Regions from separate parts of the Homo sapiens genome. Here region 1 is linked to region 2. Evidence: chromatin loops called from intact Hi-C (ENCODE). Cell type or tissue: PC-3. All regions are shown on one strand.

Region 1 (4,000 bases), 390 kb before region 2:
ACACTGACCTCTCTTGTTTCACTGATAAATCAATAGCCTTAAGATGGTGACATTTAAAACCAGTTGAATTATCAAGATTGAAGTAGAGACTGTGGTTCTCTTGGTATCACCACATTATAGCAGCATGACTACTTTGGCATTATTTTAATTTTCTGAGTATATTTTCCCTATTTGGAAAATGAAAATTACTTTGCAGGGTGTCAGGAGAATAAAATGAAACTAGGCAGGTAATTCACCCAGTACGGTGGCTGGGATATAGAGGTCCTCAATAAATGTAACTGTTAAGTGCAGAAGCAGAAGTGGAGGCTGGTGGAATTAAGTGAGCAGGAAGATGGTCAGCTGCAGAATCAAGGTCTGCTTTCTGGACCTGGTGCAGAGCTCCACCTACTGTAGTTGACCTTCCTCTCCAGTGCAGGTTGGAGAGTGAGAGCAGCAGTACAGTGCTGAGGCTAGGCCTCCTACAACTCTGGTACAGCACCAAGCATTTGAATCGTTTTGATTATTCCACACCAACCTTTGGGCATTCTGTACTCACATGTGCTCTCGCCCATTTGTGGTCAGTCAGGGCATGCCTGTGGAATTCCTTTTCCCGTAACAGTTGACTCATGGCAAAGCGCGCTTCATTTGTCAGGTTGCAGGAGAGAAAATTCCAATCATGCTCCAACTTGCAGGGTGGCCTCAGACCCTGGAGGTGAACTGCCCCTCAGAGCACACTGACTTTCGTCTACCCTCCCTTCAAGTCATCTCACCACTTCCTACTCAACCTTCACATATAACACAAATGCTACCTTCTCTGTAGCCTTCACTGACCTGTGTCATCAGTGACAATTGAGAAAACTCCACCTGTGACCTCATGTGACACTGTACATACTGTATCTTTACTATATGACAATTCTAATGTAGTCTTCTGATTACTTGCTCGTGTAACTGTCAGCCTCTACAATAGTTTTTACATCAATCCCTTTAAAGATTGTTCTAAATCTTGGATTTTTCTCATAGTTAAAGCACACACACATCTTAGGAGGATTACAGACATCTTGAAGTAGTCGTTCACTTTTAGGAATCTGTGGATCCAATGTTAGGAACTCCCACTCAAGCCCTGTATATCATCATTTGTGTTTTCTTTGCAAATCACAGCGACTGGAGCAGCATAGGCATTTGAAAAACAAATGAATAAATGAATGAACAAATGACAGTCTACCTAAAAGAATGACAAGATTTGTCCTAAAAATGAATGCAAAAGGATCTACAATTGCCCCAGAGAAAACTGGGTATTAGAGGGCCTCTGGAGAAACTGATCAACTCGTGGTGGCAATACATTCCAAAAAAGGCTTTATAGATTCATTGATCTGATCCGATTTTGATTCTCTTTCTAATGCTGCTGTGTAGTGAAGACCATGGATAGAGGGCAAAATTAGTTACACTCAGTTTCTGAAATACAAGCTATCACAATTTTTCACAGGGGCACAGGTTAAATGAGGGGAGATTATTTTCCCTTTTGGTCCTCTGTTTCTACTGCAGACTATTCAAAGGCAAATGGAGATTAATGTGTTTTGCGTTTTTGGAAAAACGGTGAAACTTCATCTACCAGTCTCTCCTTACAGATGTATCCCATCTGTTTCTGTTGCATGGGATTACAGCTATAGGCCTGGCATTGAAGGTGGTATGCACCCGGAGGGCTACCATCCTTCACATATAGGGGGCTGCAGTAAAAGGCTGGGGCATGGTGGGGCACAGGGAGCACTTTGTTCAGCTTCACAATAATGCCTAAAAGCTCTCAGACTGCGAGTAAACTCATTCTCCCTCATACCTGTCAGGAGAAGCTCTCAAACACTGAGAATTGAGGCTGGCCTCCAAATATCAGTATGAACAGCCCCTTAGAGAAGGGGCCTTTCAATCTATAAAAATCTCTATTTTGTCTTTTGTATGCCATAGCTTTAAGACACAGAAATTATTTCCTCTTCAGTGTTTCACAATATACCTACTTGAATAAGCCTCAATTTGCTTTAAAAAAAAATGAGAGAGAGAAAGATTATACAGAATTATTTTCCTTTGATGGTAAAGTCCACCTTCTCCCAGGGGCAACTGGCAAACTCTTATCCTCTGCTGCTTCTAGAGAAACGCCCAGTAATGAGAGCTGCTTTCCAGGCTCCTGTGATCAGCTAGAGGTCTCTAGTGGAAATCTAGGGCAATCACAGCTTTCGTCAGGTGTGGCTGCCTGGAAGGGCCCTGACAATAGTGCACATGGTTAAGAAGAACTGATAACAGCCACTTTCCAAACACATAAATATGTGGATTGACTAGAATTCCATTAGCTACATGTCTCCAACTTTAAGGATTCTTGGGAATTTCGAGATCTGGCTTTGAAAAGCGAACAAAAGATGCAATCAGTTTTTGCCTCTTTTTCCTTCTTGCCTGCTCAGAAACCATCTCTAGTTAGAGAGGTTAGAATCCTGAGGAGCTCTGAGAATATTACAAATGTGAGACACATTCTGCCATAAAAATTAGGGGCGGTGTGAGACTATGTAAATTCTCACAAGCTTGTCAAAAGCGGTAGGTTTGTAAATATCCAAGCTCCATGACAGTAGCATAAGGATAAGAATCTTTTCTTATACACAAGATGCCCAAGTGTTGCAGATTCTCCTTATCAGGCATTGCAGCATTTCAGTGTCTTTTTCTTTTTTTTTTTCAAATAAGGAATGACCACATGATTCTTTTAAGAAGGAAAAGACCAGCAAGAATAGAGAAACCCATTATTGGGTTTCATTTGTTTGTAGAGCCAACAATATCATTTCAGTAAAAAACAAAACACAACAAAAAAAGTGCTTCTAATACATAGTCAATAGGAGCCTTTAAACTTGCATGGATGTTTGGGAAGAAACTCTATTCTAATGAATAAGAATCTTCCTGCTTTTCATCCTTGAGGATAGAATGTGATTTACTGCAGTACCAAAAAGTATGTTGAAAATATTTACCCCACAGGGGGCAAGTAAAATTACAGTAGAGGACACGGTGGCTCAAGCCTATAATCCCAGCACTTTGAGAGGCCGAGGAGGGCAGATTACGAGATCAGGAGATCGAGACCATCCTGGTCAACATGGTGAAATCCCTTCTCTACTAAAATACAAAAATAATAATAATGATAATTAGCTGGGGGTGGTGGCGCGCGCCTGTAATCCCAGCTACTCCAGAGGCTGAGGTAGGGGAATCGCCTGAACCCAGGAAGCGGAGCTTGCAGCGAGCCGAGATCATGCCGGGCCACTGCACTCCAGCCTGGCGACAGAGCGAGACTCTGTCTCGCAGGGGGCAGGGGGGAATTACAGTAGAGGAAGCACGGGTAATTTAGCAAATAAGTGGATTGATCGTGCCAGTTTCCATTGCAATCACAAGATCCAAAACCTTCAGCTGGCAGTTGCCGCTATCAATAGGATTGTGGCAGGCCTGTAAAGGGTAGGGATTGGTTTTGGTCACCCGCATTAACAATTTTGAAAAGCGTACCATAATTATGACTACAAAGTCAGCACATTTTAAAGCCTAAATTAGGGAATCAAACAAACACATAAAATAAGTAAAGAAAAAATGTTCATGAAAGGGGAGGATTTTTATAGCAACACCAACAACAACAAATACCTCTAAGCATTGTTTCTCAACGTCAGAATGTTCAGATTCTCTTAAGGCCCCCACCTTAGGCACCTCTGTAATACTGCATGGTTCTGTATTTGTGCTACCAAGAAGCACAATTGCTTGCACTTGCTTGTTACATGACTCTATTCCTGTTGTAATAAATACTTCTTTATGTGTGGCAATATCAGTCCTCTTTAGCCCTGTGTCTGGAGTGTCTGGTGCAGTGTAACTTTTATCACAGATTTGTGAATTGCATTCATAATTAACACATGAATGTAATACAGTGACATATTTTCCAAAAGAATACTATTAATTATAATAGTAATGAATAGGTCCCAAGTAATAGGTCCCAATAGATAGGTCCCAAAGACATTTG
Region 2 (4,000 bases):
CAATGCAGGGAGAGTTCCTCAGATGTGTCTCTCCCTGGGGCCCAGCTCTCTAAGGGATCTCTCGCTCTCTCTCTCTGGGGCTGTTGAGCTGCTTGATGAGATGTCAGCCTTTAACTCGACGGGAATCATGAGAGAAAAAAACAGATTGTAGAAAATATCTCATTTCCCAATGAGACAGAGATTCTTGACATAGCTTGACCCAGCAGTGTAGAAAAATTCAAGAGAAATGCATCAGTATCTTTAAAGAACAGACACATCCTGTACATCTGAGCTGGGCTTTCAATACTGTCCCTCCTCCAGGCTCACTCAATATTAAACCCTTTCATACCATGTGGCTCCTCCTGAGATTCCATCATAACTGTTTAGGCTCAGATGAGGACAACTCAAACCACTCTATTTGGACCTCATTTTCTGCCCTCTGTCCTTCCTCGCCAGAAAAAGCATTTGCTCTATTTTGTAGATCATATCTGTTCTAAAGGTGGGAACATGGTCCCTTCATAGCTGATGGAGTTCTCTGGATATATCTCCAAGACTGACTTGGTTGGTTTCCAGAAATTCCCTCCTTTCTCTAACACTTCCCAAAGAAGGAAGGATCCGTGAACTCACCTAACAAATTTGTTCAGATCTGCATCTGGTCTCACATCTGTTTCCTTCTCCACCCACTTCACTGGAATGCTCTCCGAGTGTGGGGAGTGTTTGGAACAAATCAGAAGAAAGTTCCTATTTAATAGAAGGTGGAGTGTTGGTTATTACACCTGGGTCCCATCGCCATCTCGGGTGCATCTAATTCCTCAGGAGTCCTGTTCTGACAGCATCCTCCAGGCCTGGTGCTCCCTTCTCAGAATTTACAATGGAAGATTGGGTGGAGGAGGGACTGGCTTTGGTTTTGTTTGTTTTTTGCAGAGAACCGAATCTCTCTCTTTGCTTTCAAATTGGCTTCACCTTCCTCACCAAGGAGAGGCCATTGGGCTGAGCACCTGTGATGATACTGCCCTGGCTCCTCCTCAGCTTACACCATAACTACTGCACCCCAGATTTAAGGCTCACAAGTTGGACCGAGTGATCTCCACAATCCTTCTATAATTCTTTGAGCCTTTTTCATAGACTAAAACAATTTTCAAGTATAACCCCCTTTTGCTTTTCTCCTTCCCATCATTCATATTCAGCCAGGCTAGTTAAAATCAAAAGGAATAAAAAGTAACAAAAGTATATATGTGTGGCTATTATTAATAGGAAGCTATAATTTGAAAACCTCAATCTTCTCATTTGGAGGTAAGATGTGCAACGTCTTTACATGTATCTTTGTCTTTTCAGCCTCATTTCTTTCTCCTCCAGAAAAAGTATCCCCCAAGCAAACAAATAAAAAAATAGAATATATTTAAATTATAAGTAGAGAGGCCGAGGTGAGCAGATCACTTGAGGTCAGGAGTTCGAGATCAGCCTGGTGAACATGGTGAAACCCTGTCTCTACTAAAAATACAAAAATTAGCTGGGCATGGTGGCAGGCACCTGTAATCCCAGCTGCTTGGGAGGCTGAGGCAGGAAAATTGCTTAAACCCAGGAGGCAGAGGTTGTAGTGAGCCAAGTTCGCACCACTACACTCCAGCCTGAGTGACAGAGCAGGACTCCATCTCAAAAAAAAAGAAAAAGAAAAGAAAAAGTGTAAGTAGATATGCTTTAATTTAACCATCCCTACAAAATTAAATGATAGTAATACAGGAGCTAATCTTTGGAGATAAGTAAAACAACCTAATTCAGTGGTTCTCAGCCAGGGCTGATTTTGCCCCCCGGGAAATATTTGGCAATATCTGGAGACATTTTTGGTTGTCATGACTGAGGTGGGGAGGGAAGAAGTACCACTGGAATCTAGTGGGTGGGTAAAAGCCAAGGATGCTGCTAAACATCTTTCAATGCACAGCTCCCTACCACAAAGAATTATGCAGCCCAAAACGTCAATCATGTCAATGCGAGAAACCCTGGTCTAGAGATACCAACAGACCTAGATATACAAAACCATTATTTTTCCATACAACAGAGAAAGTCATGTATTCTCATTAATAAATAGTAGACTCACTAAGCCAAGCAGTCACATAAATAGCACAGTAAAGGTACTATGTAAATTTGAAAGCCAAGACTAAACAGGCAGGACTTGCAGCTTTTCCATAGGTGTTTTTTTTGTTTGTTTGTTTGTTTTTACCAGTTAGGCTCTAAAGAATGTTGCTGCCATCTAGGGGATAGAAAGAGAATCCCAAAAGCACCGTGTTCCTAGCTCCAAGGGCACGAGGTCCAAGCCCTGCAGGCACACTACGCACTCATTTCCCACGTTCCTACACTGAAAAGAAAAAAAAATACTTTGAGTTTTGTGACAAGCAATTGTTTAAAATTAAAAATACATCTATGTGACTCAGAGTCTACAGTGCCTTCAGTTAATTTGTTTTCTCCATTTCACGTGTGTGGTATGAAACTGAAAGTCCAGGTTTCTGATAAAGATAACAGATGTTTGCTGCCTGCTTTTATTTTCATATTTAGTTAGGGTAGAAAGAGGAGGGTCAATCAGTGGCCTCAGAACTCTCTGATAGGACCTCTCTTTCCACACACGCTTTTCTTTGGGTCATAGCAAGACAACAATAAGCTCTAGGGAAATTATAAATCAATAGAACTCCTTGCCTTCTTAAAAAAAAATAGGAAACTTTAATAATTAAATCAACTCTAATTAAAGGAAAATCAAGAAGAACCAGGGTTCAGAAGACAGAGGTGTTCCACCAGCCAAACATGCTGTTATTCCTACACACACACACACACACAGAGAACCCATGCGGATAACAGAGCCAAAAGGACTTCTCTAAGAGCTTTGAGAAGAGCATAGAGAGGGATTTTGCACTTCCGTCCTGTAGTTTTTGGAGAAGCTGGCTCTTGGGCTGCAGGAGTATAGTGTACCAGAGTTATAGGCCCCCTTTCCATTCTTAGCGGTGGTCTTTCTCAAGCTTCTTCATGGCTGCATGGGCTGAACTTTGGTTATTTTTCATGCACCAGAGGTAGAAAGCTTCCAATTCCTTTAACACAAGGGTTCCAAAACATCTTAAAATGATGCAAAAACTTATTTTGATCTTCACAACATGCCTTTGAAATAGGTGTGAATTCTATTTCTGTGTTTTAGGCAAAGAAACTGTTGTTTAAAAAGACTAGGACATTTTATTCTGACTGGCCCATCAAGTCCTGCAGATCCCAGTCCAGTTCATCATTCAGTTTGCAGCTGCATAAAATCGGATGGCTCTTCCTCCTCACTGTTTTAATGGAGCATCCTTTCCCACTTCCCACCTCTACCCTTGCTGGGGTCCTGCAAATACTACTATCCAGACCTTATTTTATTCCAAGGGAAAATGTTGAGGGAACTACCATCAGAGCAAGAGAAGAGAAACCTGTGTTATCACTAAGACATGATTCCACAATTGGCCAAAAAGAAGAATTATCTGATAATCCATGTGACCTCTTTTATAGCCGTCAGACTACAAGTCAATGGATGGAGGATGGATGGATGGATGGATGGATGGATGGGTGGATGGAGAGAAATAGGCAAGGCATGAAATTTCCATTAGCATTCCAGCATTTCTATGAATTTCCTATAGCCCAATTCTCCTAAACAAAGAATCTCATGCAATATTACCTGAGAAAGCACTATCCTGAAGAAATGCAAGGTGTTATTTAAGATAGACACTGTTAGTAACATTTACATTATATTAAATATTAATGTTTTGGGGATACAAAAAATTGTCTATTTACCTACTTCATGGAGTTATTGTCAGAATTGAGTGAGATACAGCAAGAGAAAGCTCTTAAAAGTTCATAAGCAGCACTCTGCATATATAACATGTCACTGTTATTGTCAAATACAGTAAGATAAATTGTCACAAAGTCATTTTCCCAAAGGTGATGTCATGTCTCCATAGACATGGATGCTTATTTCTTCAAGGATCACATATTCTGAGCACCCACCCAATAA

Evidence for each region. A loop is a pair of places that touch in the nucleus more often than their neighbours do. Peaks named below come from ENCODE experiments on the same cell type or tissue, not always from the same donor. Only the 100,000 strongest peaks of a DNase experiment are listed, where the experiment ranks them.
Region 1: it touches region 2 in a loop (20-fold over the local background); 35 of 110 quality-filtered maps call a loop at or near these places.

The regions. Positions count from the first base shown.
Region 1 is chr5:57,886,231-57,890,230 of GRCh38, reverse strand. No RefSeq gene overlaps it. Among named protein-coding and RNA genes, the nearest start is that of LINC02225, 11 kb to the left of the region's middle. In PC-3, CTCF peaks have their summits at 389 (motif pointing left) and 2,169; DNase peaks (open chromatin) are centred at 560 and 2,160; H3K27ac peaks cover 1,089 bases.
Region 2 is chr5:57,497,821-57,501,820 of GRCh38, reverse strand. The region is part of intron 3 of RMEL3 (enriched in melanoma 3); the gene reads right to left. Among named protein-coding and RNA genes, the nearest start is that of ACTBL2, 17 kb to the right of the region's middle. In PC-3, a CTCF peak has its summit at 2,222 (motif pointing left); a DNase peak (open chromatin) is centred at 2,230; H3K4me3 peaks cover 341 bases.